Linked DNA regions of Homo sapiens: region 1 is linked to region 2. Evidence: chromatin loops called from intact Hi-C (ENCODE). Cell type or tissue: psoas muscle. All regions are shown on one strand. Links, peaks and the distances in the headings refer to the core of each region. The heading gives the core; the rest is flanking DNA.

Region 1 (10,103 bases), core at 1,389-9,388, 540 kb after region 2:
ATTATTATTATTATTATTATTTTGAGACAGACTCTTGCTCTTGTCACCCAGGCTGGAGTGTAATGGCACGATCTCGGCTCACAGCAACCTCTGCCTCCCAGGTTCAAGCGATTCTCCTGCCTCAGCCTCTTGAGTAGCTGGGATTACAGGCGCCTGCCACCACGCCCGGCTAATTTTTTAATTTTTAGTAGAGATGGGGTTTTGCCATGTTGGCCAGGCTGGTCTCAAACTACTGACCTCGTGATCCACCCGCCTCGGCCTCCCAAAGTGCTGGGATTAGAGGCGTGAGACACCATGCCCAGCCTGCAGCATTATTATTACAGTGGAACAAGCAAATGCTCTCCATCATTAGTCTGAGTAAGGATGCTATCTCATCACCCAGGAGATGAGCAAGCCAGTTTACTTATTATTGAGCAATTTATCATTCAAAGGTGTGTTGTCACTAGCAAATCCACAACTGTAGGGGCACCTGATGTCCTAGATTTGTATCTCCAAAACTATCTGTAAGATATCAATATTGATTAGTAGGTGAATGTAGGAGGTGATAGCTTAAATACATTTTTGGAAAATATGTGTCTACCTGGCTCACACCTGTAATCTCAGCACTTCGAGAGGCCGAGGCAGGTGGATCGCTTGAGCCCAGGATTTCAAGACCAGCCTGGGCAACAAGGCAAAACCCTGTCTCTACTAAAAATACAAAAATTAGCTGGGCATGCTGGTGCGCATTTGTAATCTCAGCTTCTTGGGATGCTGAGGCAGGAGAATTGCTTGAACCTGGGAAGCGGAGGTTGCAGTGAGCCGAGATCAGGCCACTGTACTCTAGCCTGGGCAATAGAGTGACACCCTGTCTCGAAAAATAAAAAAGTGTCTAGCTGATGATCTTTAGAAAAAAATAAGAGTTTGAATAAGAAGAAATGTTTAGTTGAGACTTTCAGGACTAGAAAGGATCTTGATGATTCAATGAATATTTAACCATCTTTGCTTGGTAGCAATGTTGACCATGCTGGTCTTGTTATGCTCAAAGTTGTCTTCTGTTGAGCTGCCAGAGTCATCTGACCACATTACTCCTTCAGTTAAAGCCCTTCAGTGGTGGTCTGTCACCTACAGCTTTCGTCCTCAAACTTAAGTATATGTGGGCCTATTCTAAAGAAATAAGAATTATTTTGGATTCTTGGTGTTGGCTCAACTTATTTTTATTCTTATTTTTTCAATGCTTTTTTTTTCCTGGGAACATAGATTCAAGTTACCCTGACTATCTGCTCTTATTTTTGGTCCAATTTTGCCTAAACATGAACAAACATAAACCTAGATACAAAATTTTATGTTTATAGCACATGCATTCAGAAAGCCAAAACAAATTTATGAAGTAATCATAAAACTATAAAACCAATAAAATCTGCATTAGCAACATTAATATGATATGATGAACAGTTGCTGGAATCACCTGTGGCTCATAATATGAACACAGTATTGTTTGCTTTAGGGCGCGTTCTTTTGTGTTTGGCTTATCTGCGTGAGCATGGATTCTTTGCTGACTTCATTCTTCTACAATTACTTTGTTTTGTTCTACAGTGAAACTGTGGTTTACCTTTTATAGCCTTCACTTGGGGGAAAAGCGTCTTTTGTCTGTAAGTCCATCTGTGTTTATTCACTTAATTACATAAAATACTTCTTGAATGCTTATTCTATGCCAGGTACTGTTCTAGAATCTGGGGATACAGCAATAGACAAGAAAAATCCTTCCCTTGCGAGAGATTACAGTAGGGTCGGGGGAAGTTTAAATATAGTGAATAAAGATAAAGCAGGGATTAGTGGGTAACTAACTGGACTAGGGGTACATTTGCAAAGATGTGGTATGAAAGCATTCTGGGCAGATGGAATGTGAAGGCAGAGGTCTCTAGACTGGAACGAGCTTAGTGGCTTGGAGGAAGAGCAAAATGACCAGTGAGATAGGAACCAAGGGTCAAGGGGGAGAGAGAGGTGGGAAGGGAACTCAGAGAGGAGGGTAGGACCCAGGTTAGGCAGAGCTTTCAAGGCCATGGGAAGAGTTTGGATTTTATTTTAAATGCCACATCACATGAAGTCTTAGTCCATTTCAGCTACTATAACAAAAATAAAGCCCCATAAATGAGGTGGCTTAAAAACAACAGAAATTTATATCTCACAGTTCTGGAGCTGGGAGGTCTAAGATCAAGGCACCAGCAGATTTAGTGTTTGGTGAAGGCCTGCTTTCTGGTTCTTAGCTGGAACTTTCTAGATGTGTCCTCACATGGCGGAAGGGTAGGGCTGTCTCTCTGGGGTCGCTTTTATAAGAGCACTGATACCATTCCTGAAGGCCCAGCCCTCGTGAACTAATTGCCTCTCCAAAGACTCCACCTCTTGATACTAACACCTTGGGGATTAGGATCTCAACATATGAATTTTGGGGGAATGTAAACACTCAGATCATAGCCCATGATTTGATTTGTGGATTTGTAAAATTTATTTTCAAATGGACAAATAATAACTGTATTTATGGGGTACAATGTGATGTTTTGGTATATGTATACCTAGTAGAAAGATGAAATCAAGTTAATTAACATAGGCATCACTTCACCAAGTTATCTCTTTTTTGTGGTAAGAATGTTAAGAATCTTTTCTTTTAGCCATTGAAAAATATCCAGTACATTATTATTAACTGTGGTCACTATGCAGTGCAATAGATCACTAAAACTTACTCCATCGGTTTAACTGAAACTTTGTACGCTTTGATCAATATCTCCCCCTTCCCCATTTCTCCCTGATATGTGATTTTAAAAGATTACTCTGGATGTGGTGTGGGGACTATAAGGTGGCAAGAACAAGAGCAGAGACCAACAGATCCACTGGGAAGCTACCATGGAGGCCCACGCAGGAGGTGATGGAAGATTCACGAGGGTGTTAGCCATGGAGGTGAGGAGCAATGGTCTGATTTGAGACATATTTTTGGAAGCACTCTATGGAGTCTGGAATGAAAGGAGTCTGGGAAGGCTCCAAAGATTTATCCTGAGCAAATTGTGATTCACTACTGAGCACTTTTAATGAGGCTTGTGCAAAGGAGAAACAGAAGTTATATTTTATATCTGTGGCTTAAAACAACAGAAATTTTTTTCTCTCACAGTTCTGGAGGCTAGCTGTTCAAAATCGAAGTGTCAGCAGGGTTGGTTCCATCTGGATTTTCTGAGGGAGAATCTGTCCCATCCCCTCTCCTAGCCTCTGGTAGCTGCTGGCAAGCCTTGGCATTCCTTGGCTCATGGACTCTTCACTCCAGTCTCTGTCTTCGTCATCACATGGTTCTCTTCCTTGTGTCTCTCCTCTGCATTTGTGTCTCCTTTTCTGTCTCTTATAAGGACATTTGTCATTGGGTTTAGGGTCCACCCTAATCCAGGATGATCTCATCTCTAGTTCTTTCTCTTAATGACATCTGCAAAGACCCTTATTCCAAATAAGGTTACATTCTGAGGTTCTGGGTGGACATATCTTTTGAAAGATCACTATGCAACTCACTAGAGATAGCAATAAGTCCTATTCAGAAAGGAAGTTTTCATTGCATTTAATTTTAATTAAGTTAAATAGCCACAAGTGGCTAGGGGCTATTGTCTGGGACAACACAGTTCTAGAATATATACCAAGTTACAGAATATTTGTCCTGAAAGGCACCTACAAATGCAAGCCTCTCACTGACAGAAGAGTTTGAGGCCTGGCAATGTTAAATGCCTTATCCCAACGCCCCCCTGTGGCTGCATCTTGATCCAGAACCCAGGTGAATATGAGGAATTTTTACCTTGTTTTATACATGCAATGTTTTATGCTCAGGGGCTGAAACCATGTATCTCTCTTGTGTTATCATAATTCTTGCAACAGAAAGGTGGTTTTTGGTTTGGTACATTGTCTTAAAATGATAACGCATAAAGACTTTCTTAGGAAAAGTTCACAGACTTAGGCACAGAATGCAATGGGAGCATCGATGGGATGATGGGCATCTTCACTGGCCCAGAGACAGGCTGTGGCTTCATGCATCAGTGCTTGTTCCCTCCAGGTCTGGTGAACCGTGTGCTTTCTTGGGACATCTGGAGTTTCCTGTCCAGCATCAGTTATGCTCGCTACTTGGTGCATCCGATTCTGATCATCCTTTACAATGGCCTTCAGGAAACACTTATTCACCACACTGACACCAACATGGTGAGTTAGCACGCAGCTCCTAGTTCTGTTACGGTAGGTTATGGTATCATAGCTTGTTCTCTTCTTGAGCAACAAGGCAACCTATTTGCTTTCGTGGAAGTCTTTTTTTTTTTTAAGAGCTTCATTGTTCTTTGCTTTATTTGTGGCAGAAAGAGGGAGGGCTTCAGCACAGGATAATATCTTTTATTTTATTTATTTTATTTTTAATATGTAGCACTGATTGTCCTACAGATGCATTTCATAGAGCTAGGATGGTACACTTTAGATCTGAACACAATAGGAATCCCAGAGTAAAACTGTGTTCACCCTGCCCACTTTCTCTCCAGTTCTATCTTTTCTCTGGACACCGTGTGCTGACCTTCGTCACTGGGCTGGCCCTGACGCTGTTCATTGAGAAACCATGTCAGGAACTGAAGCAGCACCTGCTGGGCCATGAATGTTCTGGTTAAAACACAAAAGAATGGATGGGCCTTGTTGGTAATGACGAGCAAAGATGAGGTGGCCTTATCTAGGTGATGAATGCTTGTATTCCCGAGAAGGGGTGTGAATCTCATTTTGTGAAAGTTTAATATATACATTTTCTTTGCATTTAATATGTGAAAGAGTTCTTAGTTCTTATGATGTAAGAGAGTTCTCTAAATTTTTAGTAGCACAATAATAAACTTCTGTTGTACCATTTTAGCAAACAACAACAACAACAACAACAGAAACTGGATTTCTTTTTGGTTTAAACTCCATTTGATTGTCTGTATCAATGATCACAGGAAATGATTAAATGTCGTGCATTTAATGTAATTTGGGTTATGAAGCTCATTTGGGTTATGCTCTTCACTTTTCTCTGTAAAATTACAACATGCAGTATGCACTTTCCCACGACAGAATTGTTTATGTGTTATTATGGCGTCTTTGCAGACTTGTAACTTTATCCTAGAACCTCAGTGGTATGACCCGCTAGCATGCATACTTCATGGGTCTGTCATTATAGGGCCTTTCAAATATCACCTATTCTTCACCATAGTCCCTGTTTTGGACTGAATTGTATCCCCTCCCCCAAAAGCTCTGTTGAAGTCCTAACTCCCATTCCCTCAGAATGTGGCCTTATTTGGAGCCAGGGTCTTTATAGAGATAATGAAGTCCAACGAGGTCACTGGGGATGGAGATTCTAATCCAGTATGACTGGTGTCCTTATAATAAGCAGAAGTTTGGTCACGGAGACAGGCATACACACAGGGAAGACGATGTGAAGACCCAGGGAGAAGACAGTCATGTGCAAACCCAGGAACACCAAGGCAAACCCCAGAAACCGGGGGAGGTAAGGACAGAGTCTGCCCTGGAGCTGCCCGAGAAAGCATGGCCCCGTGGGACACCTCGATTTTGGACTTCTGGCCTCCAGAACTGTGAGATAATTCATGTCTGTTGTTTCAAGCCACCCAGTTTTTGGTACTTTGTCACAGCAGCCCTAGATAGATGGATATCCCTATGCACCAACATAGGGCCTCAACAAAAACTAACAGAGAAGGAAGAGACCTCAGCCAGTGGTTTCCAGCCCAACCCCCTCAATTTGCAGCGATGAGACCTAGAGATGAGGAGAGACTCGCAAGGCCAAACAGAGATGCTAGGATCCAGGCTCTCGGATGTGTGTTTTTTCTAGGTGTATAATTATGCATTAACTGTCTACAGTTATGGATTAATTAAGTCCATTCCATCGCTTATAATAAAGCTCTTTGTGTACTTACTCATTAAAGTATTAACAACCGCAGGCTACAAGGTCCTTATTAGCGTGGGATGCGCCACATCTGAGGATGCTCTTTGCTGTCCAGTGCGTTTGCAAAGATGACCAATGTGGGTGGGGAGGGGAAGGCTGAACGTTTCACACACTCTGATGGCCACGGACAGCTAACCTTGGCCTTGCCAGCCAGCCACGGGGATCATCTCCCTGAGGATGATGAGATGAGAGACCTCATCTCCCTGAGGTCTGGTCCCTCTGCTGAAGAAGCCAACCTGAGGGAGTGGGGCGCCAAGGCTCAACAGCCGCGCTGTGAGAAGGCAGCCTAATTGGCTTTTCAGTGAACGCCGAAGTTCATCGAGTTCCTCGGGAGCCCCCTGGTGGCTTCTTTGGCACCTGAACCCTCTCACTTCGTTAGGCCTCCAAGGAGCTGTTGAGGACCAGTGGCATTTTCAGGGTAACACTGCCACATGGGTGGACTTCGGTGGGAGATGACTCACATGCCAACATCGTTCTGCAGCCAAATTGCCAAATGCTTCCAGTTATGAGGCCAGAAATCTGGGACCCGTGGAAGTAACTAGCTAATGACTGACACAGCATTGGAAAGACTTTTTTATAAGGGAAAAAACCCAACCCTCCTGCTGTTGTAATTTTATATAACATAAGGCAGGGTTAGAGAAATCCAGTTTTGTTCTGGGTTTGTTTCAATCTAGAATTCCCCGGAAGTTTAAGATTTATAGATTGTGTATACCTTATTTGGATTCTGAAACAAATTGTAAAAAAGTATTATGATGTTTATAAGCCTGGAAATTTAAATACTGATTAGGTGATTTGATGATATTAAGGGCTGATTGCACTTTTTATGTAATAATGGTATTGTAGTTATATATTACTACATATATATACATACATTTATATCTCTTATCTTTTAGTTGCATACTAAAATATTTATGAACAAAATGATATAAAATCTGATATTTGCCTCAAAACAATATTGGGTGGAACTGGCATAGATGAAATAAGACTGGCTATGTGGTTAATGTTTGAAGCTGGGTGATGGGTCCATGGAACCTCATGCTTTTTCTCTATTTTCATTTTTATTGTTTTAGAGACAGAGTCTCGCTCTGTTGCCCAGGCTGGGGTGCAGTGCAATATCACACTGCAGCCTCAAACTCCTGGGCTCAAGTGATCCTCCTGCCTCCGCCTCCCAAGTAGTTGGGCCTATAGGTGTGTGCTGCCATACCCAGCTAATTTTTTTTTTTTTTTTTTTTTTTTGAGACAAGGTCTGGCTCTGTTGCCCAGGCTGGAGTGCTGGAGTGTAGTGGTGTGATCACAGCTCACTGCAACCTCTGCTTCCCAGGTTCAAGCAATCCTTCTGCCTCAGCCTCCCAAGTAGCTAGGATTACAGGCATGTGCCACCATGCCTGGCTAATTTTGGTATTTTTTGTAGAGATGGGGTTTCGTCATGTTGCTCAGACTGGTCTCGAACTCCTGGGCTCAAGCAATCCACCCGCCTCGGCCTCCCAAAGTGCTAGGATTACAGGTTGTGAACAACCGCACCTGACCTCCCAGCTAATTTTTTTAAGTTCTTGGTAGAGATGGGGTCTTACTATGTTGCCTAGGCTGGTCTCCAACTCCTGGCCTCAAGGGATTCTTCTCCCTCAGCCTCCCAAAGAACTAGGATTTTAAATACCTAGAGCAGGTATTTAAACCCCAGAAAATTCTGTAAAGGGGCTCTTGAGGCCCTATGCTCAGGCCACTCCCACCTTGGGGTGTCTACATTCATTTTCAATAAATCGCTGCTTTTGTTGCTTCATTCTTTCCTTGCTTTGTTTGTGCATTTTGTTCAATTCTTTGTTCAAAACACCAAGAACCTGGACACCCTCCGCTGGTAACACTTCTAGTAAAGCTCAAAGTTGAGAGGCCCCAGGGTCCTTGAAGGGACGAGAAGCCTTTAGAACTTTAGTCCCTAGACCCCAAGTGGGATTTAAATCAATACTGCTTGTATATGCTGAGAGGCGGCCTCTTTTGGTGGCCTACTCACATTTACACCCCTTCCTCTTTCACTACACAAACCCTGATGTTGTTCCCTTATCAAGGTGCCCATACCAAGGGAAATCATCATATTTGGTAGAAACCAATAATGTGCCTCCTCTTTTTCTTTGCCAGTGACTGGTGCGGGTTTGGGTATGTGACCCAGCTCTGACCAATGACACACAAGGAGAAGTGCCCTGGGGACTTCTGGGAAAGATGGGCATGGCTGAAGAGGGGGACGGACATCATGGAGAAAGTCCTTGTCTTTACCACCTTCAGCCTTGTCACGCTTCTAGATCTGTAAATGTGAAGAAGGACAAGCTTGATGCTCAGAGGCGGACAGAGCAGGATGTCTAGGCTGAGGGAAGCCAGGAGGATGGGGATTCTACAGAAGAGTGAGGGCTGTGTGAATACCGCATCCTGGAGGCTGCCCGATCCCTGCCAGACAGGCCTTGACCCTCCAGGCAGAAGGTTGGCAGCTGCTTCTTTGGGGATTCTGACTGGCCCAAGATGAAATCCCTAAAAATATTGACATTAAAGGCTCTTCCAGAAAAGTCCCAGCCAGATCCCCTCCAGTGAAGCTCACACCATGGGCTCAGAGTAGGGTGATCGACTCAGCCTGGCTTACCTGTGACTTTTTTGGTTTTGGTGCTGAAACTCCCACGTTCTGGGACACCCCTCAGTGTTGGTCACCCTGACTCAAAGCTTCCAGTCAGCTTCTAAGTCCCTCACCCTTAATCATGAGCACAACCAGGGTTACCACAAGCCTGGGAAAAGCCTTTGACATCTGGAAGGGGTAAGACTAAAAGGATTCCACAGAACAAAGGAATTTTGAGAGAGGAGATTATGCAGAGAGAAGAAAACTTAATGAAACTATCACTATCCTTGTAGAGGTAAGAGATCTTGCCCCAGTAAAATAGAAACAGGATGTTAAGACAGAGAAGTGATTCTTCCTTCTTTCACTCATTTGGTTATTGACTCAGTCATTCAGTTAATAACCAAATATTTCTGACAGCTACTTATTATAAGAATGTCAAGAATATTAATATGAATGTCAGAAATCTTGTGCTGTTCCAGCACCCAGAGCAGGGAGAATGAGCTGAAGTTGCATTTTGCTCTCGTTTAAGAAAGGGGTAGGCCGGGCGCGGTGGCTCACGCCTGTAATCCCAGAACTTTGGGAGGCCGAGGCGGGCGGATCACGAGGTCAGGAGATCGAGACCATCCTGGCTAACACGATGAAACCCCGTCTCTACTAAAAATACAAAAATTAGCCGGGCGTAGTGGCGGGTGCCTGTAGTCCCAGTTACTCGGGAGGCTGAGGCAGGAGAATGGCGTGAGCCCGGGAGGCGGAGCTTGCAGTGAGCCAAGATTGTGCCACTGCACTCCAGCCTGGGCAACAGGGCCAGACTCCATCTCAAAAAAAAAAAAAAAAAAAAAAAGAAAGGGGTAAAGTGCTGGGTATTTCAGCAGATTCTGTGATATAAATGCATTTATTATTATTAATTCAAATGTTGATTGAATTTTTAAAATGTATTGATTATACCTAGGAATGCATTGATATATGCTTCCAAGTAACAATTCAATTTTATATAGTATTTCCTTTTTGTTAGGTAAGAAACTTAAAATAATTAATGTCTAATTCTGCACCTTTTGTTCCTACCATTATTAGCAGATATTTTTTCATTTTTGTTTTTTCATTGATGTATAATTTTCATACAATAAAATTTACCTTTTAAGAAGTATACATGTCTGTGAGTTTTGACAAATGAATAGAGTTGTATAACCACCACCATAAGCAGGATATAGAACAGTTCCATAACTCCTGAAAATTCCTGGGGCCCCTCTGTAGTCAACACCTACCTCCATCCCTGGCCCTTGGCAATCACCTATCTGTTTTCAATCCCTATAGTTTTGCCTTTTCTAGATGTATTTATTTTTAAATGTTTAATTTAAAAAACTAAAAATTTCAAACAAGTCTAGAGAATGAAACAATTCATACCGCATATATCCACAATCCCAATTAAACACAGGTTGACATTTTGCCATTTTTCCTTCAGATGTTCTTTTTGTTTGTTTAAAAAATAAAACATTGTAAACTCAATTGTAGACCTCCCTGTATCCCATTTACTTCCTCCCTTTTATC
Region 2 (10,103 bases), core at 1,133-9,132:
TTACCTTTAGTATCCTGGCGACTTGACAGCTGTTTGAGAACTAGAAGAAGACAAAGCAGAGAATGGCTTCAGTACAGATGTCCATTGTGAACGGGCAGGGGCCAGTGGTTTTTCATTGAAAACTGTGGTTTACCTTCAGCTGTGAGGTTAAATTCAGCAGTCACTTTTCCGTAGCTGTTCTTGATGCAGCAGTAATAGAGTCCCTGGTCCTTCGGACTGGCTTGCACGATGGCAAAGGAAACAGTGGAGTTGTCCCCTGCACTGCAATGAGGAATATTCACATTGACACACTTCATCATTCTACAGTTGCATTTTTTCCTAATATACTTAAGGAGAAAGAAGCTAAGACTTCCCTGCTCACATGTTTTCAGCCAGTGAGCTGCCCAAAGGGCAAAATCACGATCAGCTGTTTAAATAATTGATTTATCCACAGAGGAGAGTCATTACATTTTGGCTAACACGCTCACTCCAATAAGCAGTAGGTTTAACTGCCATGAGTAGAGCAAAGAATTGAAATTGTGAATTCTGGGAGCTGTTGTTAACATTTCTGCTCAGAATTCAGCTCAATTATGTGACTAATCCGGGTGTCCTGTGCTTGAAGGAAAGTCTGATAACTCCAAACCCAAACTTATACAGATACAATAAGGGACAAGAGAAAACGGGGTTCTTAGCTTTATGCTACATAAGGATTCGTGACTGAGGGCCCCTTTGTAATAGTGTCCTGTACTCCCCTAGTGAGGTACCAACCATCGAACCATTCACTCACCCAAAATTATTAAGTTCCGGTCACTGTGCTATGAAAACTAAAACTGGTGGTGGTGGTCATATTGGTGGTGATGATGACAGTGATGATGATGCCAATAGCTAATGTGCACTGAGCATTTGGTATGTACCAGGCATTGTGCCAAATCACATAAAGATCAATTTCATGATGCCCTCAGAACAACCTAATGAGAGAACTATGTTTACTATTCTCAGTTTGCAGATGAGGAAACTGAGGCATAGAAAAATTTAAGCAAATGATTTTGACTTCATTAAGCTGCCTCCCCAAGTAAATTATGGTTCCCGCCCTCAAGTCTGGGATAATTTGAAACATAGGGAGAGCCACATATTTATTCCAAAGTCTCAAACAAAAAACTTACTCTACAGCAAAAAAAAAAAAAAAAAAAGGATATTCAGACGTTGTTCTGGTTTTGTTCTTTAAAATGAACTTTGTTTAAACATTCACCAAGATTCTGTGTATGTATGTGTATACATGTGTGTGGTGTACATTTTAGCTTGGGTTCGTTTCATAGTTTAACAACAAAAATTCACCTAGCTTGAGTTTGTCTCAGTTGCATGTTCAAAAACAGTGTTCATTATTGGTTGGTTTTTCAATAGACTTCAAGCCTCCAATATATACATTCCTTCCCTGGAATATACCAGTGGCTTAAAACAAAGTTCACTAAACCATTCTACTTCCTTCATTCCTGGGGTCTCTGAACATATCCCACTGTATGGTTAAAACTGGATGTGAACAAGTCCAGTTATAAGGGGAAGACTTCCGGACAGGGCAGTAAAACACAGAGTGGGCCACAGAGGAGGCTTGTGGAAAGTCCTTCTCCAAGGCTCTAGGATTGGCACAGCCTTTCTGTCATTGAAAGGGGAAGGCAAGGGCTACCCGAAGGGCTGGGGGCTGAACTAGAACTGTCCTGTGAACATCTTCCTTCCAGCCTAGAAATTCTCTGATACTTGGCCCAGAACCACGAAGACCGTTTTTCCTGGCTTGGCCCATGGTCCCCACCCAAGGCTTTCTTCTAGAAGGAATACATGTAGGAGTCAGAAAGGTCTGGATCCCAACCCTGAGGCCGACCTCAGGTGTGCTATGTAGCCTGTCACCCTCAATTTCCTCCTCTGTGAAAGCAGAATGAGCAAGATCACCGCTCAGATGTGTCATGAGGAGTAACGTGTCATGACACCGGCGTGTGAAGCTTCAGCGAAAAGCCCAGTCTTGAGCGTGGTCACGAGTCATTACTTCGTGGTGAGCAGTAGTATTAGTGGGGAACAGTAGTATTAGTGTGCTTTCTCCATGATACAAAACTACCTCGGAAGTCCCAAAGAGTTCTATCCAACATTTGTGGAGTATCTGCTCTGTGCTTAGTACTGGGGGATTCAATGATGAAAAAGAAAAAAAAAAAAAAAAAAAGGCACAGTCCTTGCCCTTGAGGGTCTTCTAGTCTGGGAGGAAATGGACAAACAGAAAATACCAATACAGCTGTAGAAAGCAGTAACAAGTGATCTTGTGCCTTTTTTAACCAAGAGGGTAAGTTCAGTTTCATATCCTCTTACCCTGTAAGGGACAAATCTTTTTACCTTAGGAAATGGCTACAGACAGCAGAACAGCAGTGGTGATTAGCTGTGCAGACAAATGCAAAAGAAGCCCATGTCCAGAGTGTGATCAGAAGAACACAAAGAGTGAAGTTGGCTGCAGGGAGAGGGTACTTAGCATGGGGACTTCTCTGAGAGATCCCATCATCCATCACCAGCCCTAAGGAGCCAGGGCTTGGCAGCACCCCCACCCACCACTCAGTCTGGGCTGAGAAGTCCTCGGGTTGTTTCTCCCAGGGCCATCCAAGGAGATCCTCCCATCCCAGCAGCCAGCTCCTCATCCACTGGTTCCCAGCGGGAACAACATGACCTGTGCTCCATGACCTTGCTCAGCTATCAGTAGGGCCGCTCTACGTGGACAGCTGCCCTTTCAAAAGCCCAGGGAACTCAGAAGGACCTCTCTCCCCAGAGTGGAGAATGGGTTCCTGGTTACCAAGAAGGTACTGATGGCCAAATAGCACCAGAGGGTGCCACCTTGAGGTCTCCATGAAGCCAAGACATGCCACTGCTACACAGAGACTCAAACCAAGCTACCACTTTCTTCTTCTTGGTTTCTTCGAAGTATATTAGTCTTGCCCTACCCACAAGAAAGTCTTCTGACACCTAATTTCCACGCTTTAGCCTGTTAAGGAAAGTACCCAAAACTTGCGGACAAAGGAAGAGGATCACAGTCATTGTTCAACAGGATCATTGAGGATGATCTAGTGAAAGAGAATGCTTTGCTATTTCCCATTTACACAGAACCCACTCAGACACTTTAAGTTACAGGTTAACTTTTAGGTTTCTGTGCAGTAGAAAAGATAACTCCCAAAGTTTATTACCTGTCAAACATTAACCAGTTTTATATCTATTTCAAAATGTATTTCCGCATTCCTTTGCCTGATGGACTATCTAAATCTTCATTCCTCAAATGCTCCTTTGAACAACTCTTGCCATTGTACAGGTTCCCTCATGATTTAGTAAGTTCAAGAAGACCTTTGCTCCACGTTCATATTATATTTGAGAGATTTCAACTCTTTGAAAATGATACAAGACAGTGACATATTTCATGGAGGCACAAATGAAGGGAAACGCTGGACTGGAAGTAGGCATGAGAGAAATTAGCAAACATTTGAAAACCCACTTGAAATAATATAAATGATCTCTCAATAAACAAATGAATTATAACTCTTAAATATTCTCAAGTGTTAGCATGGAGAAAGCAAATGGGTTCAACTAAGCCAGACACTGTCACCAAGGAGAAATGAAGCAAACATCACTAGGAATCAAAGGCCTTAGCCACGCGTCATCAGTAAGTAGAATGCTTACTAATGACATATGCTCCCCAGGGGAAGGTTAGGTTTATCGTAAATACACATCAAATGGAAAAGGGACCCGCAAATATTCAAGTGGTAATTCTGAGCTCAGAGCAAGGCTGATGAATGGAAAAACAGTGAAAATACTGGTTAATTGCTCTTGGCTGACAGCTTCAGAAAATAATTTAAAATGAATAATTAGTACCTTTTTAAGTGAAGCTCTAGGGAACCTCCTTGACTTAAAAAGCAAACCATTTCTTTTCCTTTATAATAATTCTTAAGCCATACCTAAGACAGGCAGGGTAATGGTGACATTTTAGGCAAAGTGGTTATGCTATCAATTACAATCCAGTTAGATGCTCTGGAGTGATGTTAGTAGAAATGAAATCATAGCTCAAGTATTCCATGATTACATTTGAGAAATAGTTTCCAGACATATGTTCCAAGCAGACATATATGATTTAATTAAACAGAAAACTCAGATTTTCTCACTTTTTCAGTCTACTGGTGACAAAATTAAGGGGATTGGAACCCCTCCCATTTCTTAGGGAGCTAAACTGGGAACCCTTTGGCAGAGGGTTGACTTTTGAACCAGGTGATTTGTTTCTAGATTGTGTCAGATGAAGCTTGAATTCATCAGTTCACTTGAACAAGCATTTATTGCCAAGAAAAGCTGCTTAAGGAAGCCAGTAATCAGGTTTATTCCACAGGGGATATTCTTGGCAATGATTCTCACGCTCATCTCTTGCCTCCTCATTCTTCTCTCCTTTATTATCTTAAGGACATGGCTGGACGCAGTGGGTCACTCCTGTAATCCCAGCACTTTGGGAGGCTGAGGCAGGTGGATCACTTGAGGCCAGGAGTTCAAGACCAGCCTGGGCAATGTGGCAAAACCCTGTCTCTACTAAAAATACAAAAGAAAATTAGCCAAGCATGGTGGTGTGCTCCAGTAATCCTAGGTACTCGGGAGGCTGAGGTGGGAGGATCACTTAAGCCCAGGAGGTGGAGGCTGCAGTGAGCCGTGATTGCACCACTATACTCCAGCCTGGGAGATGGGAGTAGCACCTTGTCTCAAAAATAAAAATAAAAATCATAGGGACCCAGAAATAAACAGGTTTTCCCATCTTAGTGATGGCTGCTGGTCACCCTCAATAGCTGTTACTTTTCTGTAACCTCATAGATTGCTGTTGTTGTTGTTTTTATTCATCTCCTTAGCTTTGTTTGACCTTTATCAGATTACTGGGAATTTATGAAACAGAAAACACACCCAAGTTAAATTCACAGACATACAGATGAGAGCTCTTTAATCTTAGGACCACAGAACCTCAGACTAGAATATCATTTGACATGTTCCTTCCCCTGATTTAAAAAATGTAGTGAAAGGTTGTGTGACTTCCCAAAACCCCAGAACTCAATTCTGGCAAAACCTGGGCAAGAATCCTCCATCATTTTCCCCATCCAGACACTTGTCTTCCGATATTTAGTCTTTTTTAATATTGTGGATGTGGAATCTCTGCTTCAATTTTCCTTTTCACGTCCTATAATTTATTCTTTTTTCTTTTTTACAACCATGTTGTGAAATAAACAAGCAACAACTGTGAAAAGTAACCAGGGAAAAACATCGCACCTTCTCTGCACTTGGGCTATGGACTTTGAATCTTTTGTCCAGCAGATAGTAGAATCTTCATGAATTTCTGCAAATTGGCAGCTTAATTTTACATTTCCAGAGTGTTCAGGGAACATCTCAGCTTGGATCTTTTTCAGTAATACTGGAGCTAGAAACAAGATATTTGAAGGTCAGTGTAACAAAAGACTTTCCCATTTCATACCATTTAATTCTCATAACAATCCTGAGAGACAGGAATATTAATTATTATCCCCAATTATGGAAGTGAGAATTGAGTCTCTGAGGGGAGAGGTGGCTTGCCTAAATAGTCGGAAAATTTACAAATCAATCTAATAGAAAATGCTCACTTCCATTACTTAAAATTCTTTAGGTGCAGCCTGTAATGCTTAAAGTGAAATAGAACTTGAGAGATTTTTTCTAAAGGGGATGAGAGGTGGGAGGATTTTAGATATCTATTCTATAGGATCTCATCCAAATAAAGATGTTTTTAAATGATTACCAGATCATCCAGGTCGAAATCAGAGCTAGGAATTAGGGAGTAGAATAAAATCTGGATTATCCAAAAAACTACGGCTAAGCCCCCAAAATGTAAAAGACACCTCAACAATAGGTTATTGGCTGAATAATATTCATCTTTTCCCTTTTATCACACTTGTCTTTGCTGAAGATAACCTAGTAGATTGGAGTGATGTCTGATATCAACCTCATTAGCAAAAGAGAATAGAAGCAATAAGGAAACAATTCCCACTGGTTGGGCTGAGACCTTTGAAATATCACCTCAGTATCAATATCAGTGAGGAACAATTAGCATGCTAATGTGTAATTAGCTAGGGCAGCCACTGGGCGGCAGCCTAGACATTAGAACAAGACAAGGATGAGGCCCCTGTCCCGAGTGGTCGTAACAATTGGGTAGGAAATGAGATTACTGCAGATGTGTGAGTCTATCACAAATTAAGTAGCATAACTCCACAGCGTTGGTAACACAAAAAAGTACATCAGTATAAAACATATGTAATCCGTAGCCAAACCAAGATCACCAATACTGAGACTTTGCTCCACTGCCTCAAATTATACTACGGTGAAAATATCCATGAATTCAAGGTGCTTCTCATCTCTCCTTGGCACCAGCAGATGCTAGGATGACAGAATGCATATTTAAAAGCTAATTCTCTACCCTGGAAGTGATAATGGGCCTGTTGGGTAGCAAATCTTTCAACCAGAGAGTAACCAAGACTGCTAACAGTATCCTGGGAGCCAAGTGGATAATTGAGAGAGAGAGAAAATGTAACAAGTACGTATTGATGGCAAACCCGCATCAGTGCATTTGGGCCTGCTGGTTCCTGCCCAAGCTGAGACCGTGTTCAGGTTCACAATGTCAAACTCTTGGTCCAGGTCTCGACCAAGCCCACCTCCTCATCTGGGCCATTTCCTAGAGGGTCTTTCCAACACCATGCAGTGGCCGGCTTCATGGGTGATGTGGGGACACCTAAATATTCCTAAGCCTGCCAGAACCTGTTGTACCGAACACAAGGAAAATTGGAGGATGGCGGGAAGGGCATGAAATGGGCAGCAGAACTGAATGATGGATGGTCTGTGGGAGATTTGAAGCTTGTTTAGCCGAGGGGCTTTGGGCTTTGGATAGGACCCCTGACTATGTGAGACAGAGGTGGAAAGTGCAGCTGAACGAGCTCAAAGGAGACCTGGAGTGCAGCTAGTTTTTTCTTCCGTGTGCAGGTTGGGCTAGTGTTGAGGGAAAACGGTAGTAAAGTCCCCGGTGAATAAAAAGTTTCTGTTGTACTAAGCTTTGGACATCAAAAACGATTACTCAGGCCTGGCATGGTGGTTCACACCTGTAATCCCAGCACTTTTGGAGGCCGAGGCAGGAGGGTCACCTGAGGCCAGGAGTTGGAGACCAGCCTGGGCAACATAGCAAGATCCCATCTCTAGAAAAAAAAATTAGCCAGGTGCAGTGCGCATGCCTGTGGACCTAGCTACTTAGGAGGCTGAGGTGGGAGGATCGGTTGAGCACAGGAGTTCAAGGCTGCGGTGAGCCATGATCTCGCCACTGCAATCCAGCCTAAGTGACAGAGTGAGACCCTATCTCTAAAGTAATAATAATAATTTTTTAAAAACATTACTTAGGGTTTATTTCTTTTATAATGATCCAAGTCACTGCTCCCCTCATCCTAACTCCCGCCCCACCAGTTAACTGGTGGGAAGGCATTAAATCTGTGCTCCTTTGGGGATAGCAGGGTGGGTACCAGACTGCTGGGTAGGGCACAGTCGAGATGTCAGCCAAGGGGTCTGAAGTGTACCAGCCGGAAAGCAGTGACGAGGACTCAGGATCTTACAAAAGCCATCACAAGAAGGAAGGAGAACTTCCTAATCTGGTGTCTTCCTGGTGGCAACTTTTGTTATTTTTAAGCAATGAAATTGCTGTTGCTTACACTGAGAAAACAAAATAAAAAACCTTTGAGTGCTCAATGGTGGAGTAGATTCTTAAAGGAATTGGCCCACGGCTAGAAAACCGTAACGAACAACTAGAAGGTGATAAGTTGAAAAAAAAAAAAAAAAAAGGACGGGCATGCGGGCATGGTGGCTCATTTTGGGAGGCCAAGGCGGGCAGATCACAAGGTCAAGAGATCTAGACCATCCTGGCCAACATGGTGAAACCCCGTCTCTACTAAATATACAAAAATTAGCTGGGCATGGTGGTGCACACCTATAGTCCCAGCTACTCGGGAGGCTGAGGCTGGAGGATCGCTTGAACCAGGAGGTGGAGGTTGTAGTGAGCCGAGATTGCACCACTGTGCTCCAGCCTAGTGACAGAGCAAGGCTCCGTCTCAAAAAAAAAAAAAAAAAAAAAAAAAAAAATAGGCTGTTGTCAAGGGCTGGCCCTCTGAATGCTGCCATTCCAAAAGGTAAATGCCAGAAGAGAATTATTTTTCCTGTCTCTTGTCATCATCTGTGTTGATTCGTATGGATTAGTGCCCACAGTGGATTCATATTAGATAAATATTCAGTGCATTCATTATCAAAGTCACCATGGAAAATAACATGTCCTTAATAAATGGATGAATATGTTGGTCAAGCAGTTATTTCCCATCAGTCGATGGCCCTTCCAGTACAATAACCTAGTGCTGGTTTGTAGTTAGATCAGGGAGCTGTGATCCTAAAGAAAAGTGGGTGCCAGTGTTCCAGAAACCCGTTCTAATTTTCTCTGCAAAGAAAATCCCCACACGAGAGGGGAGAGGTTGGCCGCCAGTGGCAACTCCTCCGAAGCTGGGAAAGGACTGCAGGGTCAGAACCTACCCCGGCATGGGCAAAACCTGCCTGGGACTCCCATTTACCTGCTGACTCAAGGGTAACTCTGGTGAACCTCCCCCTCCTGCTCCGTCACCAGATGACTCCTACCTTCTGGCCGAGGCCCTGAGTTTTTCAGAGAGGAGGAGCTGTGGATGCCAGCACCACTCTTTCTCCTAATGCTAGGTTGGTATCAACTCAGACACAATGATCTTTTGCCTGAACTAAGCTCTCTATTTATTTCATAAGCATACTGAGCATAAGCATTGCCTCATTTTTTATTTAAAAACACTAATTTAAAAAAACAGTAACTAACAACCATGAGAGCTGTGTTAGGCCATGTGCCATTCAAATTGCTTTGCATTTTTATACCTGAGAGGAGTCTTATCATTAGCACCCCCATTTTACAGGTGGGGAAAGTGAGGCACCCAGAGGCTAAGGCATTTGCCCAGGGCTATCCAGGTACTGCCAGAGGCCAGACTTGAACCCAAGCAATATAACTCCTAATCTATACCCTAACCACCATGATACAACTTGCCCCAGATGGACCCAAACACCCGCTAGTATCTCTAACTGAATCTTTGCCTCTTAATGGCCTCTGTGTTGTGGGTGGCATGAGTAACAACCCTTCAGTGGTCTGGCCTGGAAAAGTCTTTGGTTGTCTCTACCCCGTAGTCTCCGGCAGGGCCCTCTCAGGACAAGGCTGGCTGCCCTCGCATCTACCTGCTTTGCTCAGACCAGTGGCTCCCAGAAGGCGGCATGCTCGGTCTTTGCAGCCTTTAGTGCAATGGCGAGGTTGTGCTGCAGCTGAAATCAAAGTCTTTGACGGCGATTGATTTCAACACTGCCTATCTGGACAGTCCTCTTACCCATGGGTAACTTGAAAAGTCACAGGCAAGAATTCCAAAAAGGTGGTTTTGCTTGTCTACCTTTACCTGCAAAGGAACCCCTATCCCCAAACAAGGGGGTTGAGGCTGGTCCCCAGAGGCAATCTATTCAGCCTCTGGGCTGAAACCAATTTTGAGAGCTTTTGAAACATTGCTTCATTCTATTTAATTTTTTTTTTTTTTTTTGAGACAGGGTCTTGCTCTGTTGCCCAGGCTGGAGTGCAGCTGGAGTGTGGTGGTGTGATCACAGCTCACTGTAGCCTCGACTTTCTGGGGTCAGGTGATTCTCCTTAGCCGCAGAGTAGCTGGGACTACAGACGTGCGCCACCATACCCAGCTAATTTTTTGTATTTTTCGTAGAGATGGGGTTTCGCCATGTTGCTCAGGCTGGTCTCAAACTCCTGGGCTTAAGCAATCCTCCTACCTCGGCCTCCCAAATTGCTGGGATTACAGGTGTGAGCCACAATGCCGAGCCATTCTCTTTAAATATGCTTTAAAATATAGATACTAATAACCTGATTGGATACTTCCAAACTCTTCAGAAGGCAGTTTTGTCTTTAAACCTTTCTGCAACAGGGGTTAGGACCCATTTGATGGGATGGGAATAACAAACGCCAGCCTCAA

Evidence for each region. Peaks named below come from ENCODE experiments on the same cell type or tissue, not always from the same donor. Only the 100,000 strongest peaks of a DNase experiment are listed, where the experiment ranks them.
Region 1: it touches region 2 in a loop (2.9-fold over the local background); 45 of 110 quality-filtered maps call a loop at or near these places.

Annotation. Positions count from the first base shown.
Region 1 is chr18:59,064,315-59,074,417 of GRCh38, forward strand. It overlaps the pseudogene OACYLP. Among named protein-coding and RNA genes, the nearest start is that of SEC11C, 71 kb to the right of the region's middle. RefSeq lists enhancers at 8,523-8,642, 8,653-8,702. In psoas muscle, for the core only: CTCF peaks have their summits at 3,759 (motif pointing left) and 6,307 (motif pointing left); a DNase peak (open chromatin) is centred at 6,287.
Region 2 is chr18:58,523,802-58,533,904 of GRCh38, forward strand. It overlaps ALPK2 (alpha kinase 2), which reads right to left. Exons shown (of 13, transcript NM_052947.4): 6 at 5,290-5,437; 7 at 134-261; 8 at 5-40. Among named protein-coding and RNA genes, the nearest start is that of ALPK2-AS1, 28 kb to the right of the region's middle. RefSeq lists a silencer at 2,267-2,346. In psoas muscle, for the core only: a CTCF peak has its summit at 6,132 (motif pointing right); a DNase peak (open chromatin) is centred at 6,150; H3K27ac peaks cover 906 bases.